4 separate regions of the Mus musculus genome follow, and all the other regions are linked to region 1. Evidence: chromatin loops called from intact Hi-C (ENCODE). Cell type or tissue: heart. All regions are shown on one strand.

Evidence for each region. A loop is a pair of places that touch in the nucleus more often than their neighbours do. Peaks named below come from ENCODE experiments on the same cell type or tissue, not always from the same donor. Only the 100,000 strongest peaks of a DNase experiment are listed, where the experiment ranks them.
Region 2: it touches region 1 in a loop (4-fold over the local background); 3 of 42 quality-filtered maps call a loop at or near these places.
Region 3: a loop joins it to region 1, with 1.8 times the contacts of the local background. A loop is called at or near these places in 4 of 42 quality-filtered maps.
Region 4: a loop joins it to region 1, with 3 times the contacts of the local background. A loop is called at or near these places in 5 of 42 quality-filtered maps.

The regions. Positions count from the first base shown.
Region 1 is chr19:5,634,749-5,639,748 of GRCm38, reverse strand. It overlaps Rela (v-rel reticuloendotheliosis viral oncogene homolog A (avian)), which reads right to left and starts at 2,208. Exons shown (of 11, transcript NM_009045.5): 1 at 1,908-2,208; 2 at 1,291-1,317; 3 at 1,047-1,198; 4 at 746-894. The coding sequence starts at 1,914. In heart, no CTCF peak of the experiment used is centred here; DNase peaks (open chromatin) are centred at 1,148, 2,328, 2,848 and 3,378; H3K4me3 peaks cover 2,445 bases; H3K27ac peaks cover 2,308 bases.
Region 2 is chr19:5,565,291-5,570,290 of GRCm38, reverse strand. It overlaps Ap5b1 (adaptor-related protein complex 5, beta 1 subunit), which reads right to left and starts at 2,267. Exons shown (of 3, transcript NM_001362046.1): 1 at 2,208-2,267; 2 at 1,684-1,851; 3 at 1-1,587. The coding sequence starts at 1,833. In heart, CTCF peaks have their summits at 1,285 (motif pointing right), 1,912 (motif pointing right) and 2,644; DNase peaks (open chromatin) are centred at 1,340, 1,940, 2,150, 2,620 and 2 weaker places; H3K4me3 peaks cover 2,765 bases; H3K27ac peaks cover 2,380 bases; H3K27me3 peaks cover 2,675 bases.
Region 3 is chr19:5,725,040-5,730,039 of GRCm38, reverse strand. It overlaps Ehbp1l1 (EH domain binding protein 1-like 1), which reads left to right and starts at 3,723. Exons shown (of 19, transcript NM_053252.3): 1 at 3,723-4,123. The coding sequence starts at 4,020. It overlaps Fam89b (family with sequence similarity 89, member B), which reads left to right and starts at 374. Exons shown (of 2, transcript NM_181452.2): 1 at 374-803; 2 at 1,172-1,953. The coding sequence starts at 513. The coding sequence ends at 1,450. In heart, CTCF peaks have their summits at 565, 2,031 (motif pointing right) and 3,850; DNase peaks (open chromatin) are centred at 349, 2,189, 3,699, 4,819 and 3 weaker places; H3K4me3 peaks cover 4,912 bases; H3K27ac peaks cover 4,892 bases.
Region 4 is chr19:5,685,666-5,690,665 of GRCm38, reverse strand. It overlaps Pcnx3 (pecanex homolog 3), which reads left to right and starts at 1,758. Exons shown (of 35, transcript NM_144868.3): 1 at 1,758-2,669; 2 at 3,028-3,215; 3 at 3,448-3,547; 4 at 4,000-4,039; 5 at 4,140-4,235; 6 at 4,447-5,000. The coding sequence starts at 2,517. It overlaps Map3k11 (mitogen-activated protein kinase kinase kinase 11), which reads right to left and starts at 1,535. Exons shown (of 12, transcript NM_022012.3): 1 at 1,400-1,535; 2 at 1,154-1,189; 3 at 1-977. The coding sequence starts at 419. In heart, CTCF peaks have their summits at 681 and 1,937; DNase peaks (open chromatin) are centred at 245, 955, 1,735, 5,000 and 2 weaker places; H3K4me3 peaks cover 3,594 bases; H3K27ac peaks cover 3,722 bases.

The DNA.
Region 1 (5,000 bases):
TCTGAGGGAGCTGGCCCTCGCAGGCCTCCAAGCCAGTGCCCCACCTCAGCCACAGGGGCTTCCTTTCCCAGACCTAAGCACACGAAATGGAACGTACTCCCCTTCCAAGGGCATCGTACTGCTTGCTTGCTTGCTTGCTTTTTTTTGTACTTCTTTCTCGTGCACGGAATGTTCTTTTGGGTCTGTCTGCTTTTTCTCACCATTTAAGAGTTAGCACAGAGGCCTTCTGTAACCCTCCAACCCAAAGTCGTGAGACCTGTGCAGCAGGACACGGTGCTACATGCCTATTCCCCTGGAGTTGAGAAGAGGAGGCAGGGGAACCCTAACGAGTTCAAGGCCAGCTTGAGCTTCCTGAGACCAGACTCCTCCTCCTAATTTATAACTGTGTTTTCTTTCCATCATGGAAGTTATAATTCTCTACCAGTATCTCGTCTATCTGTCTGTACAATTATCGCCTGGTTTTACCAACTGGTATTTAAGCTCTAGGAGGGTCCATTTGGATATCTTTCTGATCCAAGAGGCTAAGAGGCTGGCCTGTCCAGCCATAGGGTTTGTGGCTCTAAGAAGATAAGGAGTTCCCAACTGTTAGAGAATTCAAGACAAAGGAGGTCTGTTTGCAAACTGGAGACAGAGTTAAGAACTCTGGATTCTGCCTGTGTTTAGAAAAGAGCAACACTGTAAGAGCTGCCTGGCCGGCCTGCTCCTACCCTGCCCTCACACCACCCCCAGCCCATAGGGAACTCACCTATGGATACTGCGGTCTGGGCAGAGGTCAGCCTCATAGTAGCCATCCCGGCAGTCCTTCCCCACAAGTTCATGTGGATGAGGCCGGTGAGGTGGATCCTTGGTGACCAGGGAGATTCGAACTGTTCCTGGTCCTGTGTAGCCATTGATCTGTCCAAAGTACAGAGTACTCTAGTGGCCAGCAATCCCTAATCTGGCTCTTAGACACAGGGCACGGTGACCAGGAGGCAAGTCTGCTGGGGCTGCACAGTGCGTTCCACCACATCTGTGTCCCAGCGACACCCCTGGGGGCTCTTGCTTACCTTGATGGTGGGGTGTGTCTTGGTGGTATCTGTGCTTCTCTCGCCAGGAATACTGCCCGCTGAGCGCCCCTCGCATTTATAGCGGAATCGCATGCCCCGTTGCTTCGGCTGTTCGATGATCTCCACATAAGGCCCAGAAGCCTGGGCTGGCTCTGTGGGTGACACAGTCAGCCATCAGGTGCTATCCCCACGGCCCCGACTCCAGGACAGCCCCTGACTACTGAGGATGGATGGTCCAACTTACCTGAGGGAAAGATGAGGGGAAACAGATCTGAAAGGGAAAGACAAGGCACATTGTCAATAAACTCCAGTGCCCACCCTCACCTGCGAAGGCCTGACAGAGCCAAGCTCCCTCCCTTCCAAGAAAACTGAGCCAAGACCCTGAAACCTGCCCTGACAGAGGCCGGGGAACTAGAGAAAGGGGACACAGAGGCATTCCTTTGCCAGGGGAAACTGAGTCAGTGCCTGTTTTACGTTCATAAGTGACACTGAGGAGGGGGTAATACCCTCCTCTCCTCTTCTGGGGAAACTGAGTCAGATACTTTCTTCCTTACACGGAAAGGAAGCCAGAACTAATCGCATCGACACGGGGGTGGGGGGAGCCGGAGGAAACGGAGTCAAGATTCACCCGTACCCCCACCCAGGAGGGACACTGAGTCAAGGCGCCCTCCACTGAGAGGGGTAACTGAGTCAGACCCCCTCGCAGCCCGCCCCGCCCCGTGCCACCATCCGGCCTGCCGCTCCCTGCGCAGCAACCCGCGGCGCAGAAAGGGGCGGAAGACGGCGCGGGGAGGGGGGAGATTCCGCCGCAGGCCCCGGAGCTCTAGGGCAGCCATCCCCCGAGCCAGAGGGCAGCCTCACCGTCCATGGTCAGGGTCCCGGGGGCGGGGCCGGGGTCGCAGCTGAGCCCACGGCGCGCTAAAGTAAAGCCATTCGCCAGAGGCGGAAATGCGCGGCGCGCGCCCGTCGTCGCGTCACTGCCCGGAATCCGGCCGCGCCTGCGCGCTGAGCCGCCGCCACCGCCACCGCCGCGCGTGGGGGGCCGAGAGCAGGTGCGCGACTCACGCTGGGCGCGGAAGGTGTGCGGCGGGCGCGCGGGCGGGGACACCGCAGCGCGGCGGGAGGACGCCGAGGCTGTTTGTCCCGAGGCCGGCCCGACTACAAGCTCCGCAGCGCGGCTCGCTCGGGGTCCCGGTCCCGTTCCCGGCCCCGCCTGGAGGGCGGGCCCGCGATTACTCACTCTGTTTTTAGGGGATTTCGGGTCCCGTTCCCCGCCCCGCTCTGATCTCAGGAGTTTGGTGATGTCACCCTGGCCGGGACTGGAGCCGAGCCAGGGCTGGTGGCAGGCTGCGGCCATTCGCCCTGCGCAGGGAGAGGCCCAGGCCTGCTGCTCCCGCGGAGGCCAGTGACTGAATTCCACACGTTTTCCTAAGCGTGCAGGGGCCTTCTGGGGACCCGCGTGCTACGGGCCACATGCTCCCCAACCTAGATCCGGCTGCGCGCAGGAGTGCTTCGCGGAGCGAGCGTGCTGCATCCGACAGGCCTTAGGGTAGAGGGGCAGACCGAGGACTAGGCAGACACCTGTACCTCTAAGAGTCCCTGAGAGCCATGAGTGCTGGAAGAGCCCCAGGGCTTCGTCTGCACACATAGGTGCTGTCTGCTAAGGTTTAGATCTTTAGGGATCTCCGGAACCAGCTAGGGTCACACCGTGAACATCTCCTTCAAGGCCTCCCAGGAGTCCAGGCTCCAATGAGGAAAGCGTTTGTAGGGAGCAAAAATTGCCATCTAAGCCAAGGGCAGGTGTGCAGATTGAGTGTGGGGACTCTGGCCGGAGGACGCAACACATCAGGCTGCCTCCACTATGCCAGAAGGAGGAGGCGCCTCCCGGGCCACAGGAGGTTTCAGCACTCAGAGAAAGACTTATTTTCTCTAAATTAGGAAATCATGTGGGAATTGGAAAAGATTGGAAATTCTGAATTGCTTTCCCAGGCTCTGAAAAAAACAGGAAGACAAAAGTGAAAATAGTTACGCCCCTCCCACTCATTTCAGTTTCTCACTTGGCGCAGATTAGAAAAAGCAGTTTAATATTTTGCGAGGGCGGATGTCAAGGCGACAGAATGAATATAATCTCCAATTAATGGCACACAGCCATCATTGGTCCTCACATGAACCACTTGTAAAAACACATATAGTTACAATTTAAGTTAATATGAATACCAGCGTCCTTACTAAAAAGTAAAGGCTAGAAATGAGAACTCAGTAGTTTTTGCATAACGTTGCAGGAAGCTGGGATTTGATCTCTGACTCCAGGATGCTCCAGTAATCCCAGCGCTCATGGGGTCAGACGTTCAACGTCATCCTCCTCTACATAGTTTGAACCCATCCAGAACTACAGAAGATGCTCTTTAAAAAAGGATGGTTGCAGGCTGGAGAGATGGCCCATCAGTTAAGAGTCGATAATGCCCTTGCAGAAGACCAGAGTCCAGTTATCAGCAACTGTAACTGCAGCTTCCGGAGACCTCACACTGTTCTGGGCTCTTGAGAGCAACTGCATTCACATGTGCACATATATACAAAAATAAAAATAATAAAATAAAATAAAAGATAAATGTGAGTTGTGTTTGGTAGTGCAGGCCTTTAGCCCCAGCACTCTGGAGGCAGACTCAGCAGGTCTCCTAGTTCGAGGCCAGTACAGTCTATACATAGTGAGTTGCTAGACAACCAGGACTGTATAGACACTTTCTCAACACAAATGAAAAAAATGGAGCTTTGTTTACAAAGAGAGCTCTGGACCAGCAGGGGCTAGCCGGTGTGATTTTGTCTCAGAGGGGGAGATGGGTAGGAGTGTATCAGAGTTACAGCACTTGCCTAGCATACTGAAGACTGGTATTTATCTCCAGCACTCCAGAAGAAAGGTCAAGAAAACGAAGGGGATGCAGGGGACACTGACGCCACTCATCCCCACAGGTGTGCTCCTCACCGTCCATTCCTTTTTACCCTGAGTTCAGGCTCTTCCCATCCAGATTTCTGCCCTCTGTGTGGGAGCCTGCCACCGTCACGTGGTCAGAGGACAACTTGCCAGACTCATTTCTTTCTTTTCACTAAGTAGGTCCTGGGAGCAGATCAAGGTCATCGGGCTTGACGATGACGACGACGACGACGACGACGACGGGCGCCTTTTTATGTTTTTGTTTGTTTTTCAAGACCGGGTTTCTCTATATATCCTTAGTTGTCCTAGAACTCAATATGTAGACCAGGCTAGCCTAAAACACAGATCTGTAGCTGGTCTTTGTTATTTTGTAGGTTCTTCTTTTTCCCATCCTTTATTCCCTTTGTTTCACACCCTATCAAGCAAGAGAGAGAGAGAGAGAGATCCCTGAATCTAATTTCTTTCCTTGTTTTTCTTTGACCACAGCTACCCACAACCCGAAACCAACATCCTAAACAACCACCAATCACCAGCCTCGACTCTCCTAGCATTTATATACTTTCCAAAAAGTTCTCAGAGTTCCAAATGTCACACAATCACAGAAGCTATCTAGAGCTGGCAGAACCATGCACCTGCTAGAGCACAGGGCAAATAAATCATAGTCAGCTGCGGTGGACAGTCTGCAGCAGCCCGTAGCCCACACCTGGTGGACAGTCTGCAGCAGCCCGTAGCCCACACCTGGCATTAAAATGAAAGACTTTTTTTTTTTAAAGATTTATTTATTTGGCCAGGTATTGTGGTGCACGCCTTTAATCCCAGCACTCGGGATGCAAAGGCAGGCAGATTTCTGAGTTCGAGGCCAGCCTGGTCTACAGCGCGAGTTCCAGGACAGCCAGGGATATACAGAGAAACCCTGTCTCAGAAAACCAAAAAAAAAAAAAGGTTTATTTATTTTATACATGTAAGTGCACTGTAGTTGTCTTCAGGCACACCAGAAGAGGGCATCCGAACCTATTACAGATGGT
Region 2 (5,000 bases), 69 kb after region 1:
ACGGCACACCCGCAGTAGGGCCTGGTGGAGGCCCCAGTCGGTGCAGTGCACAGCTGCAGCCTGTAGAAAGCTGAGTGTGGTACTCTGAGTGGCCCCCTCTGCCACCTTTGCCAGCATCTGCAGGTGCCAGCAAAGGGCTTCGCTCTCGCCTGGCCTGGCCACCGCCTCTTGGAGCAGCACCTCCCTGAGGGGCTCTCTCAGCTCAGGGCTTACCTGATCTAAGAGGTCCACAAAGTGGGGTGCCAGGGAAGGCCGAGCTCGGTACAGTTGGGCCAGTCCGCGGATCAAAAATGTCTGTACTGTGGAGTGTCTAGTCAGGCAGTTAGTAACAAGGTATGAGGCTTGGAAACAGAGAGTGGCCAAGGCCCGGGGACCACCATCCAGGGCTGCCCTTTGCTGTAGCCCAGCCAGCACCTCCTGTAGGAACCACTGTGGGCCCTGAGTCTGGTCTTTCTCCTCTTCCTCATCGTCAGCACAGAGCAGACACAGCAAATGCAGGCGGGCCAGGAGAACCGTTGGGTCATGAAGGAGACTGGGCATGAGGCCCCGGCACAGCTGGGGCCCCAACAGCAGCGGGGCAGCCTCTTCCCCCTCTGGACCTAGTGGGCAATTCTCGGGGAAGCTCAGGATGCAATGCAGGTAAAAGAGGTGTGTGGGCGAGGGTAAAGCTGGGTGCTGGGCTCCCAAGGTGAGCCTGCGGAGGAGCAGAGCTTCATCCTGTGCAGTGAACAGGGCCTCGCCAAAGGCCGCCTTCAGAGACAGAACTGAGTGTAACAGTGTCAGCTGTGCCGTGCCCAGCAGCCGAACCAGCTGTGGCTTGAAAAGCACTGGTGGCTGTCCCCGAAGACCCCGGAGGGCCCAGCCCAACAGCCACAGAAGTTGAGCCTGAGCCACAGGAGTGAGCAGATAGGAAGTGTCCAGAAGCTGGGCCACGGCAGCCTTCAGCTCTCGGGCGTCCTCGGGGCTGGGCTCTAGAACCGGAAAGCCACGCTCCTCCTCCCCAGCTGTGGGCCAGCTGGGCCCCTGGGGCTTAAGATGGGCATCCCATTCCTCAGCCAGGGTCCAGTCCCAGGGACAACTCCCAGTGGAGAAGTCCTCAGCCACCAGCAGGCCTTGCAGGCCAGCCCCAGACCTGGACTGTACCACCAAGGTGTCGTGTAGAACAAGGGCCAGAAGCAGGCTGACAGGCTGGATGGGACCTGTTTGCCCTGGGAGGCTCCGCAGCATCCCCAGGGCGCCGGCCAGCAGCCCAGGCTTACAGCGCTCAAGTTCTCCAAGGCATTCACAGGCTGTGGCCTGTAGATGGCGCTGTTCTGAAGGGGTTCCAAAGCTTCGTCCCAAGTCTCGGCCTGAAGCTAAGCCAAGAAGTAAGGGCAGAAGCCGGCAGGAAGCTCCCGAAGTGGGTCCGAGAGCATCTCCTGACACCAGGGCTGTAGTGGCTGCCAACAACAGGAGCCTCCGGAGAGCTGAAGGTCTTGTGGGCAGGAGGACAAGCGTGTCCAACAGGGAAGTGGCAGCAGCCTCCGCGGCAGGTGCATCAGGCCAAAGTTTATCAGAGTACTCCAAGCTCAGTGTCAGTAAGGAAACCTGAGATGGGGGATTTAAGAGGAACTCGTTGAGTTCAGCATGCGGTAGTATGAAGCAACCATATGGACCACGGCAGGGCACACGGGCAGGACCTACCTTGGTCTGCTCGCTTAGCTTTTCACTCCTTAGGTCACTCAACAGGTCGCGACCCAAATCCTCACCTTCGGCACCTGCCAGAAAGGCGGATGGGCTGGCTCGGAAGGCCCCCAGGCGCTGGGCCCAGGCTTCTCGACCTAGGGGCCCCATGGTCAGTCATCCACTTCTCTGTAAAGGGAAGAGAGCATCAGACACCGAGGCGAGGACGACGCGCAGGCCTTTACGGCCACTAGAGGGCGCCCAGGTCCTCCACCTTCCCGAGGGGCTGCTGTTACCCTAGGGCCGTCTTGCAGACCCCTCCCCGCCCCCCAATGCCTAGGTCCCGAGATGAACTCTGGAGGCTTCGGAGATAATGCCGGAAGCAACAGCCCGGGCCCCTGCAGGATAGGACCCGCAGGATCGGGGTGGGGGTGCCCAGAAGGTGCGTGCGGAGAGCTCATTAAGCCTCCCGCCTACGAAGGGCATCGAAACCACAGCGTCGCTCGCGCCCCTGGCGCCCGTGGTAACGGGTCGGCCTCTCTCACCGCTTGAGTCAGCTGCCGCGGGCGCTCGGTCGGCTCCTTCCGGGCTGGCAGGCTGGCGGCGCGGGCCGGGGCGGGGCGCGGCGCTCGGCGCGTGGGCGGCCGGGACGGGGCGAGCCCGGGGGCGGGGCGTAACGGAGCCTCCGCCTGCCACGCCCGCCAGGCCGGCAGGTGCCGACTCGCCGGTTTCGCCAGGTCTGAGTAACTGTCTCGCCGTGCAGGCCCCCTGCCCCGAAACTGCCGCAGGCACGGGCAGGGGCGGGGTTTGGTGGGCCGGGCTCCCGGTCCGCTCCCCGATGGAACTGCGTTCCCAGGCCCTGGAGCAGAACAGCGGCTTGGGCAGATCGGGAAGGCGGCCAGCGCGTCCCCCAGTCCTCCCGCCCGGGCCCGGTGACTGCGCGCTTGGCCCGGCTGCTTGAATGCGGGTCTTCGGGCGGCCGCTGGGTGGCGCGCGAGGCGCAGTCCCAGGGCAGAGCAGGAAGAGCAAGGCGTGGGTCACTGCGGGACCGGTCGAACCGGCGCCGCAGGGCTTGGCTTGGCGTCCTCAACGCTGACCTGGCGTCGGGGGTGCTGGGGGGGACCACCTCGCTCTGCTTGGAGGCGAGGACCCGGGGCCAGGGTCGCAGCCGGATGGTAGCTGCTGACCTTTGCCCGAAGTCGCACGGATTGCCTACAGGGGTCGGGCGCGCTAGAGTAGAGCGAGCAGGGCGGGACCTTAAGACGCAGCGAAGCCGAAACACAACGGGATCCTGACTCTAGGTGTGCGTGTTGGCGGGGCCTGGAGGGTCACTCAGCTCGTAACACACCTAATATGAACCGAGAAACCAAGGCTTGAGAAGACAACGGCCGGGCTGCCAGACTTCTGGCCAAGTAGTACACACGCTACCTACTAGAGTCCAGAGGACTGTATCTGGGCTTGTTGGCGAGTCCCAGGCTGTGGGTGCTCACTGGCCCGCTAGTTTCAGGGGCTCAGACCTTCTGTCGTCCAAATCTCATACTCACCGTCCTATAAAGCCTCCTGCTAGCCACTTTGAAGATGAAACACCTGAGCCCCCATTGCTAGCCTCTGGCTATTTCTTTGTCTTTGTCCCTTTGGGTGGCCCAAGTTCCTTCCTAGCCCCTTATCCTGACCTGGCTGCAGATGAGAGTGGTGAGGTAGGGTCCTAAAAAGAAGACTGCCTGGGCCCCCAGAACAAGGGTAGAAGAAGAGAGAATGGAGACATGGGGGCGTTGGGGGAGGCACGGGGAGCTAGAAGACCTGGTCTCTGCTCTTCTGGGCTCTGGCTCCACAGCTGACTCACAGGCGACAGCTCTAAACCACTTCCCTCTAGGTGCCTCAGTTTCCCCATCTATAAATTGGGAGTGATGACTCCTGTTTAAGAAGCTTTGGGGTGGGGCGCCCGGCTAATTAGGCCCAAGATGAAAGAGGCCAGGGTGAGAGCAGCCCTGGGCTGGGAAGGCAGGTTGGAGTAGGAGCCTGTCTGGTTGCCCTGTCTGAGGCCCAGAGGGCGCTGATAACTGCAGGTCTGGTGTCCCAGCTCTCGGTAGCCAGAAAGGATTATTAAACCCTGTTACAGTTGAGGGGAGGGGCTTCCAGGGGTCAGGGAGTCCAACTCTGGCTGTGTCCCAAGCTTCTGATGCTGTAGCCTCTGCCAGCCTCCAGCCTCCCTGGGCTTTGGTTCTTTGAGGTGGCATGTGTGGTTTCCAGAACTGTGTGTGATAGATGGATGTGTCTTCCTGAACTCACTAGGGCTCGTAGCCAACCCTGGGTGCTAAGGGTGGGTATCTGTCTCCCATGGGCTTTCAGGAGCCCAGAGAAGGTAGAGTCACTTGTACAAAACTCCAGGGCCTCTGTAAGGAGGACTGGGCTTCTGCTACATGCTCCGTCTGCTGCCCTCGCGCTCCTGATGTCCAAGTTCATGAATGGGCCCTGTTCTCATCTGCCTGCCCAAGTATCCTCTTAGGAGAGGCAATGTTTGCTTTGTCCTGGCAACAGACGGGGCAGACAAGAGGTGCCTTCAGCTCCTCATGAGGCCCTCTTGAGAGAGTGACCTGTTTGCCCTCACCTAGTTCCTCCTCTTCTGCATTTCCACTCCTCTCCATGCAGCTCAATTCTTGGGAAACCCTAGACATTAGGCTGAAAAGAGGAAAAGTTAATCCCCAGGCCTTGACTTTCTTATCTGTGAAATGGGGCCACAACAACCCCATCCAACCCCATGGCACTGGATCCTATGGATACAGGGATGCTTCGTAAATGGAGTCCACGGTACCAGGGCAAAGGTTGGGGAGTGGAAGGCTGCTGCCCGTGTACAGTTTTCCTTTGCAGTGATGAAAACTGTGCTGGCTAGTTTTATGTCAACTTGACATGAGCTTGAGTTAGGAGCCTCAGGTGAGAAAATGCCCCCATAAGGTCTGGCTATAAGTCATTTTCTTAATTAATAGCTGATGGTGGAGGGGCGAGCCCACTGTGGGTGGTACCACTCCTGGGCTCTAGAAGAAAGCAGGCAGAGCAAGCCATTAGGAGCAAGCCAGTAAGCAGCACCACTCCATCACCTCTGCATCAGCTCCTGCCTCCAGGTTCCTGCTCTGACTTCTTTCAGTGATGTGGAAGTGTAGACCAAATAAATCCTCAACTTCATTTTCCGTCGTGGTGTTCCACCCTAGCAATAGTAAGACAAAAATATTCTGGACTTAGGGGTGATGGTTGTATAATACCCTGAAGACTAAAACCCCCTGAACTATACATTTTGTGAGGATGTATGTTGCAGTACTATTAAAAATGGTATTGCGGGCCAG
Region 3 (5,000 bases), 90 kb before region 1:
CCCTTTGGTGGCTTCCTTTCCTTCCTTTAACCATCCTGACTCTACCATCTTTCTCCATCTTCTGGCTGCTAGGATGTTGACAAATTGTGGGGAGGGGCAGTGATGCACTGTAAGAGTCAGGCACAGTCTTACCTTCCTACCCCAGACTCGGGCCTCCCACATCCCCGTGCTTTTAGAATCCTTCCCTTGGGAGAGGACACATTGTATAGGAATGAGGCAGCAAAAGGTCGCCAAAAAACCGTTTCTGACCCTTTCGGCCTCCCCTGTCCCATCCAGTTCTTTGATGGGTTTTTCGCTCCAGGGTCATCGCCGCGTTAAGAGAGGCCCCGCCCATGCAGGGGGGTGGAGCATAGGCGGAGTCCTAGGAGTCGGGGACGGAACAAAGCACGGCCTGCGGGCGGTGGCTGAGATCTCTCCGGAGACCGGGCCACGGAGAGCTGGTTCTCTGGGCAACAGCCCGCTGAAAACGTAAGAGGGGTCCAGGCGGCATCGTGGTCCACGCCTGCCTGGCTATGAACGGGCTGCCCGCGACTGAGGCGCCGGGCGGCGCGGGCTGCGCTCTGGCCGGGCTCCCGCCGCTACCGCGCGGCCTCAGCGGCCTTCTTAACGCTAGTGGGGGCTCGTGGAGGGAGCTGGAGCGTGTCTACAGCCAACGGAGCCGCATCCACGACGAACTGAGTCGTGCCGCCCGCGCCCCGGATGGTCCTCGCCATGCCGCTGGATCTGCTAACTCAGGTTCTGCAGCGGGCCCGCGCCGCCCGGTTAACCTCGACTCTGCACTAGCCGCGCTGCGCAAGGAGATGGTGAGTAGGTGGGCGCCTCGCCAGGGTAGTAGCTCTGAAGAGGGCAGAAATAAGTCTGGGATCCGCTTCCTCATCTCAGGTCCAGCAGGAAGCATCTGGTCACGGGGCTTTAGGACAGCACTGATAGTAATGTGTAGCAATTGTTGCATTTTTAAAAACTTGCCTGATTTCATCTTGCTGGACAATGTTACCCCATTGTATAAATGAGGGCCAAGGACTGGCTGGAAGGTTTCACAGTTGGCAAGTACCATCTGTTCTCAGAACTTTCACTTAAAGGTGCAGGAAGATTGGATAGGGTTGTCGTCCACGGTGGGAATTCTGGGGGTGGCCCGGACCCCCAACTCCAGCCCACTGTCAGTTGTCTGTAGGTGGGGCTGCGACAGCTGGATATGTCCCTGTTGTGCCAGCTGTGGGGCCTGTACGAGTCGATCCAGGACTACAAGCATCTGTGCCAAGACCTGAGCTTGTGCCAGGACCTGTCATCCTCTCTGCACTCGGACAGCTCCTACCCACCTGATGCCGGCCTGTCTGATGACGAGGAGCCTCCTGATGCCAGCCTGCCCCCAGACCCTCCACCCCTCACCGTACCCCAGACTCACAATGCCCGTGACCAGTGGTTGCAGGATGCTTTCCAAATCAGCCTTTGAAAGCTGAGGTGGATAGGAACGCACCCATACAAAAGGCTCAAAACTTGCCCTTCAGCAAGTCCTTAGTCTACAGTGCCTGCTCTTTTACCGGTACCACCTCACCTCACTTCAGGAGGGCAAGGCATTATACCCATCAGGCAAAGCGGTCAAGATTGCAGCCTGTGCCCAGTGTCCTGGGCTTCCACTTCTCCCACATGTGTGCACCCTAGCTTGGCCAGCCCTTAGTCTGACTGTGGGGCCCAAAGCGTCTTGCACTCCCGTTTGCATCTCTGGGACTGGGATGAGTGCCTAGCTCTCATCTCTTTTTCGTCTTTTGCTGCCTCTTGCAGCTGCTGGCTCAGCGGCATCCCTACCAGTGGCCCCAGGGGTTCATTGCCTGGGACAAGGGCTCCAGAACCCACCTCTGTAGCCACCCACGACCAGAAAGGCTAAGGTCTTTATGCTGGATATTTAAGTTTAGCGGCCAGTTCCTGGGCGGGAAAATAAATAATTTCAGCATTGTATTGTGATTGCCTGGTTAATTGGTACTGGGTTGGGGAATAGTTTTCTGGCAAGTGTAGTCTACGTTCTGCCGGCAGGTGGCGCCCAAGACCCCCTAGCGAAAGGCTTAATGGGCGTGAGATGCGAATCTTCCCTCTTGCGGGCAAGGTTGGAAGCTGGCCCTGCAGCAATATGAAAGCGGTCAAGTCTTTTCCCCTTGGGCTCTACGTTTTCGAACCCAGCATGCCCTTCCGCCTTGCTTTGAGCCTTTTGGGAAGGAAGGAGCCGCCCATCTTGAGGAGAGAAACTTTCCACCTCCCGTGCTGGGAGGAGTTGGCACAGGAAATGGGTGGGCCGGAGCTGCCTGACCCAGGGGCCCATCCCCATGAATAGGGAAAGGTCCAAGAAGAGTCTTAGAGTTGGTGCCCCGTGAGCTGTAGGGATTGCTGGGAAGGAGGGGTGTGGAGGCCGAAAGGAGTAAACAAGTTTCAGTTTGTAGACAAGCCTTGGAAGGGAGGGAGATGGCAGCCGGGCTCAGAGCATCGTTTCGCCTGGCTCAGGCCCCTGTGCTGCAGTCTCAGAGCACCCAGCCTACCCCGAGACAGCACGAAGGACCTGTAGGGTTGCACATAAACTGCTTCCGTAGAGAGGAAGCAGAGGACCACAGCGATATGATAGACAAAACTGGGTGTTCAGCCCACAGGAATAAGCCTGCACATTCTCAAAGTTGCACCCAAGCATCCTCATCCCCACCTCCTACCATAGTCACTTGCCTGCTGAAGATGCCGATAGGCTAACACGCCTGCAAGACCAGACATCCTAACCAAATTGAGGGTTACCAGGCAGGTGACACGTTGATGTGTTGCTCCAGGCCATCTCTCTAGCTGGGTATAAAACACCTTGCAAGGCTCATTACAGTGTGAATTGGATGTGTGAGCGATAAGGAGTCTAATCTAGGTGTTAACACAGCAGCTAACGCCCCAGGGACTTCCCAGGGGAGGAGCAAAAACCACCCATGTACATATTTTCTCTAGTTCTGATAACGGATTGCGCGTAATGAGACAAAATCAGCCCAGCCCTAAGCCAACCGCTTTCCCCATCTTCAGACTTCAATGACATACATAAAAGATAGAACTGTAATTGGCCCCATTTAACAGACTTCAAAACTGAGGCGCAGAGTGTGTGCTTTGTTCAGGGTGGCACTCTTTAGTAAAAACTAGTGAGTTTGAGGCCAGCCTGATCTACAAAGTGAGTTCCAGGACAGAAAAACCCTGTCTCGGGGGGGGGGGGGGCACCAGACAGACAGACAGACAGAACCTTTCACTGCTTGTGAGATGTGAGGATTGTTTTCCCTTGTGCCATATGAGGAGTCAGGTTTGGAGACTCTAGGTATATCTCACCAAGGCTGGCTCTGGGGCTCTGCATGGGTGCTAACAAGAATCTCCCACCCCAGAGTTAAGAACCGTTAACTCTGGCTCAGTGGACGGTTCTTTTCCTTTCTAGGTCTCTACTTTACAAGCTTGGGAAATGGGGTACCAACCAGTACCAAGGTTGCAGATATAAGGGAGACAGCAGAGGCAGCTCTTTTGGAGGGTGGCACCAAGTTGAGGGCTGCCACCTCTTGGAGCTCACACGTCACCCTAACCCCATTTGACTCGCGGGCGCCCATCAAACCGGCTTTGCGATCGGTACTCATTCCTTCCACCCCCGAACCGGGTACCCGGGTGTCCAAGTCCGGACGCTAGATCCCGGAAGCAGGGTCGCCCCGCCCCGCGCTGCAGCCCCGCCCGCCTTCGGACGCGGGGCGAGGGGGGGGGGTGCGGCTCCAGGAAACGGCGCGCTCGCTACTCTTGAGCTGAGACCAGCTCGACGCGCCGCGACGGCCCCGCAGACTCAGCCAGCCCACCAGGCGGACCCCGGGCAAACTCAGCCTAGGTCTAAACCTCAGACATATCTACACGGACGGGGCGGACAGATCCGGTGACAAAGAAAAGAGCTCCAGAGACCATGGGGACCCTGGCTGAGCCAGCAGTGGTGGGCAAGAGGGAGTCCCAAGCCTGAGAAGAGATCCGGCAGAGTTCCTCAGGCCATGACTTCAGTGTGGAAGCGCCTGCAGCGGGTTGGCAAGCGGGCCGCCAAGTTCCAGTTTGTGGCGTGTTACCATGAACTGGTGTTGGAGTGCACCAAGAAGTGGTGAGTAGAAGCGGGGCCTGAGGGAGTCCCCTAAGACTGATGTGGGACTCAACTTAGTTTGACTCGTTTGAACCTGGAAAAAAAATCCTCTCAAGTCTAAAGGCTAAAGGGGTTCCCATCCTAGGTATTCCAGACACTGAAGTGCCTGGCAGGTTGGGGGGACTCCTGTTGTGGAGAACCTTGTGGGGGTCAAGACTCGGTGGCTTTGGGAGAATCAGCCTGGGCCCACATTAAATCGGCTGTGGTCAGGACTCGGGGAGAAGCCCTCAAGCCAAGGACAGCGGTCTAGGGTAGCAGTGGAAAACGGAACAAGATTTTAGGGCTCCAGGGGGCTTTGGGTGGAAAAGACTTCATGGTTCCTAGTCCAGTTCAGGGTGAAAATGTGGCCTTCTCTTTTTCAGCCCCTCCCCCTTCAGCCAGAGTGGGCCCCAGAAGCTGGTGCTGTCTCCACAATGTCCTTAAAAGGGGAAACTGAGCTTGGATGGATAACAGGGAGGCGGGGAGAGGCTTAAAGGGGCCTGAAGTCCTAGGAGCTGGTGGGTTCAGGAGAGGGTCCGTGGAGGGAAAGAGAGTTGGGTGAGGGGACGACTTGCAAGAGAGGACAGGTCTTGTATTGGACTGTCAAGGGCCCCTGGGGGCATCTGGCTCACATGTCCCCACCGGGCAGCTGCCCAGGCCCCTGCGTCACACCCTAAATATATGTGCTCACCGGTGTCAGCTTCCCTTGGCTGGATTAGGGCACAGCTGTGGGGGCCTCACAGGCCAGGCAGGGCTAAATATAGACTCCCAAGGGGGAAGAGCTGGGGTAGGCCGGAACCATGGGGTCTAAGGAGGCGAAGGAGCAGAGGCTGGGGTCTTTGGGGGTAGCACCATTAAT
Region 4 (5,000 bases), 51 kb before region 1:
TCCCCTCGCCAGCTGCCACGGTAGACCTTGCCGAAGCCACCGATGCCGATCACCTCCTCCAGTCGCAGCTCCTGGAAGCTGGCCACCTCACAGGGGGGTGGGCCTCCACCCCGAGATACATAGTTGGATGGAAAAATGCCCACCTGGCCACCCACCTGGCCCGCCCACCAGCCCTCATCTCCTGAGATGGCTGCATCCCTGGACAGCACCTCCACACGGTCGCCCTTCCTCAGGGCTAGTTCGTCCTGCCCATTGGGCTCATAGTCGAACAGGGCTGTCCAGACAGGATTGGCATAAGCTGCTGTTGCCTTCGGAGACCCCTCCGGCCGGACTCCACCGGTACCCCCGCCGCCCCCACTGCCACTGCCGTTCCATGACCCCAGCGGGCTCTTGAGGAAGAGGTTCTTCAAGGGCTCCATGGCAGGGAGCCGGCGTTGGAATGTGTGGGGGACCTTCTTCGGGTGCCCGTGGTATCCACCCCCGCTGGCTTGTGAGGCCCTAGAGCCGGAACCTGGGCATCCGGGCCCTGGCCCTCAGCCCCAGACCCACGCCTCTCTGGGGAGCCAGGAGTGTCGCCTCCCGGCCCCCCGCATCTCGGGCTTTTGGAGGAGGGCACCAAGGGCAGTGTGGTCAGGCTGGAGGGGTGGGGCCCACTGGCCTCCGGCGCCTCACCATGGCTGAATTGGAGCAGCAGAGTCCCTCAGTTCCGAAGTAGTCCTGGGAACCTGGCTTCAGCGCCCGCCTACCGTAAGGTGGGGCCTGCCAGGGTCAGCGCCCGGACTCTGGTTGTTGTCTCCAGGCACAAGAGGTAAGAGAAAGTCCCCAGTTGAGCCGAAGCTACCTCTTCTTGGGCTAGTGCCTTGGGCCCCGACAGCTCCGACCCCGGTCCCTTCTTCCTCCTCCCTTTGTACTTTGGCCCCGGGGGCGGGAGGCAGAGGTGGAGGGTGGAGTTTCACTTTTTTCCGCTCTTCTCCCTCCTGCAGGAAACAGCATCAGATGACGTGGGCGGGTTGCACCGCTCCCCTCCCGGAGGCTCCCGGCAGCTGTGCACGGGAGTTCCCGGGGAGGTTGGCCAAGAGAGGTAGAAGGCGGGCCAGGTAGTTCCTCCCGCCTCCCCCGCCCCCAAACACACCGGCACAACTCTAAGCCTTACGTTAGGTGCTCCTCTGCTCACGGTCGAAGTGGATCTCTGCAAAGACAGAGAAGAATCCTTGTGTCTGAATTCTCATCAGCCAAATCACCCTTGTGATTGCCTCAAAACCAAAATCTGGTCTTGGCTACGAAGTTGCAGAGCTCTTTAAGATTCGTTCTTTCCATATATGAAATAACAAGATACCCTGCTTTTCAGTGCTAGAGGGGGATGTGAACAGAGAAGTTTGGGACTTCAAAATCGGCTTACACTTGAAGCTCTTGGAACCATTTAAAATTATCTTCCTTTCACCCGAGAGGCAAAAACCTGAAACTGTCGTTCAGAACTTTGCCCGGGATTAGATTCAGAGTTGAAGGGCCTTCAACAACCTCTTCGTTAGTTCATCACTTGTCCTGTGTCTGTTACTTTAAGAAAGCCTATGTCATCCTGTTCGACTACTCAGGCCTGATCAGGATCACTCTCTGCTTCGGCTAAGCTCTGACCCGGAAGTAGAGGCGTAAGCCAAGCGACAACCATGATTTACGGTCTCGCACTAAGGAGAGGCGGCCCAAGTCGGGGGTGTGACCCGGTAACGCAAACTGGAAGTAGCCGTGAGGAGTCCCATTCTCCAGCTTTTCCCCGCCTCCTGTAACGCATTGGAAAAGCTTTGCGCCAGTCATCAAGTCGTTACCCAATGGCGACTCACCCGGCCGTCCCATATTTTGGTGGCTCTAGAATTTGACTGCGCGCGCGCCTAAGATACCTCTGCATCCCGTCACTTCGCTACTTCTCCGCGCTTGCGCACTTCTGCCGCCAGGTTTTCCTTTTCCGGGTCCCAACAGGTTCTAACGGGCGCATGCGCCAGTGCAGGCTGGCAGCTCGCGGCTCCTTCTTCCGGCCTCCCCTTTGCGCCGGCACCGGTAGAAGCGGGGCGAACGCAGAGCCCCAAGCGAGTGACCTGCGACCCCGGAAGTGGACCTCAGGGTCCCAAGGATTTCTCCGGTCCGGAGCCAAGGGACCTATCACTGGCACTCCGAGAGCACCTATTCCACGCCCACCTCTGGATGCCGCCGACGGGTGCCCAGCCCTTGCCCTGCGCCTGCTTTCAGGCTCGGCGCTTTACAACAGTTCTGGGCCACCGGAGGGGGCCCAGGCCCCGCCTCTGATGCAGTCCCACCCCAGTATCCCGGCCTGATCCGCTGACTGCCTGGGCCGGCCCCGCCCCCTGCCTGTGCCCTCACCCTACCAATCCCCTCCCCCGTCTGGGGGAGGCCATGGCGTGAAATCTAAGTCGGACCCCGGGACCCTCGGGCGCCAGCGGGGCATGGGCCGGGGGCCGCCCCCATGAGGGTCCCGGGAGGAGGGCGTGCGCAGCAGCGGCTGGGCCATGGGGTCTCAGGTGTTGCAGATCCTGCGCCAGGGGGTGTGGGCCTCGCTCACTGGGGGATGGTTCTTCGATCCGCATCAGAGCACCTTCTCCAACTGCTTCCATCTCTATGTCTGGATCTTCTTGCTCATCTTTCCCTTCTTGCTGTACATGGTGAGAGGCTGCCACCACCTGTAACTATGGCGAGAGGGAGTGTAGTCTGGAGGGATGGGCATCTTGAGTCCTGGGGCGTGGAGTGAAGCGAGTCACTGTAGAGTTCACTGTAGAGTTTACTTTGGTTTTATATAGAGGAAAGACCAAGTCTTTTCTGCATGGAGTGACCTTGAGCGCCTCATTTAATCTACCCGGTTAAACAGAGGGCTACCCCTAACAGGGCTCTTTGTACTGTTGCATGAAGGGGTGATGAAGTTTTGTAAACCGATGAATCCTAGTTCTTTACAGTGGTGGCAGGTACACCCTCAAGGGAGCAAGGGTTTTGTGAGAAAGGATCCAACTTAACTGTCATCTCCAGGTCCTGCCCCCCAGCCTGATGGTGGCTGGAGTGTACTGCCTGGTGGTAGCTGTCATCTTTGCTACCATCAAGACTGTGAACTATCGCCTGCATGCCATGTTCGACCAGGGCGAGATTGTGGAGAAACGCAACTCTACCATGGGGGAGCAGGAAGAAGAGGCTGCCCAGGGGGAGAGCAGTCTCCCAAGGTGAGTGGCTGTGGGCTGTGTCAGGGATTGTCCTTTCTCTGTGCTTGGGATTGTGGCTGTGTCTTGGAGGATAGAGAAGGCTGAGGGGACAATGGCTCTAAGTACTTGCTGTAGTCAGGGTTAAAGCAGTCGAAGGGAGTCTTGAGGAGGAAGGGGTGTTACGGATGGCGAGAAGAAACCGTAAAGAGAGCACAGCTGAGAGCTTCTGCTCAGCTCTTCTTCCTGTTTGCAGGGACCCTGGTGTGGAGATGACGGTGTTCCGGAAGGTGAGCTCCACGCCCCCTGTACGCTGCAGTTCCCAGCATTCTGTGTTTGGCTTCAACCAGGTTTCGGTGAGTAGGCTCCCCTCGCCGCTGTCCTGGGAGTCAGCCCCTGGTGTGGGCCTGCTCCCAGCCTGCTCCTGGGAGTCAGCCCCTGGTGTGGGCCTGCTCCCAGCCTGCTCCTCGGAGTCAGCCCCTGGTGTGGGCCTGCTCCCAGCCTGCTCCTGGGAGTCAGCCCCTGGTGTGGGCCTGCTCCCAGCCTGCTCCTGGGAGTCAGCCCCTGGTGTGGGCCTGCTCCCAGCCTGCTCCTCGGAGTCAGCCCCTGGTGTGGGTCTGCTCCCAGCCTGCTCCTGGGAGTCAGCCCCTGGTGTGGGCCTGCTCCCAGCCTGCTCCTGGGAGTCAGCCCCTGGTGTGGGCCTGCTCCCAGCCTGCTCCTCGGAGTCAGCCCCTGGTGTGGGCCTGCTCCCAGCCTGCTCCTCGCTCGCCCCGCTTGTTTATTCGTTCTCTCTCCCCTGTCTTATCAGGAGTTGCTGCCCCGGATGGAGGATTCTGGGCCCCTCAGAGGTAGGTGGCTGCTGTTCTGGGCTGGGTGGTGGTGGTGTGGCGCAGGATAACAGAAGAGGACCCCAGGGTCATTGTGACGACTCTGCTGATGTGGTTATAGACATCAAGGAGCTGGTACGGGAACAGGGCAGCAACAACGTGATCGTGACCTCTGCCGATCGAGAAATGCTGAAGCTCAGCTCCCAAGAGAAACTGAGTGAGTGGGCAGGGCTGGCAGGCAGAGCGGATGTCTTGTGATGACATCATCCCAAAGTTGGCTCCGTGTGGTGCTCCTGGATGGAGCACCTTGTTGTTCCTCTTGTGCCCGTACCCTTGGTGGGAAATGGAGGTTGTGGGATTCCCCTTACACCTATTCATTCGCATTGCCACATGCCCTTTTCTCATCTCATCTTTCTTTCTTCTAACAGTTGGAGACCTTCCCCAGACACCTCCAGGGGTTGTTCCAGACCCCTCTCTCCCCAGTACGGATTCTTCCGAGCGTTCTCCCATGGCTGGAGATGGTGTCCCCTGGGGTGGGAGCGGTGTGGCTGACACTCCCATGAGCCCTTTACTGAAAGGGAGCCTCAGCCAGGAGCTAAGCAAGAGCTTTCTGACCCTGACCCGGCCTGACCGGGCCCTAGTGAGGACCAGTAGTCGGCGGGAACAATGTCGGGGAACTGGAGGCTACCAGCCCCTGGACCGGAGGGGCTCAGGTGACCCCATGCCCCAGAAAGCTGGCTCTTCGGATTCCTGCTTCAGTGGCACTGACAGGGAGACTCTGAGCAGCTTCAAGAGTGAGAAGACTAACTCTACACACCTCGACAGTCCCCCTGGTGGGCATGCTCCCGAGGGCAGCGACACAGACCCTCCTTCTGAGGCTGAGCTGCCTGCCTCCCCAGATGCTGGGGTCCCCTCAGATGACACACTTCGTTCCTTTGACACAGTCATTGGAGCAGGGACACCACCGGGCCAAACGGAGCCG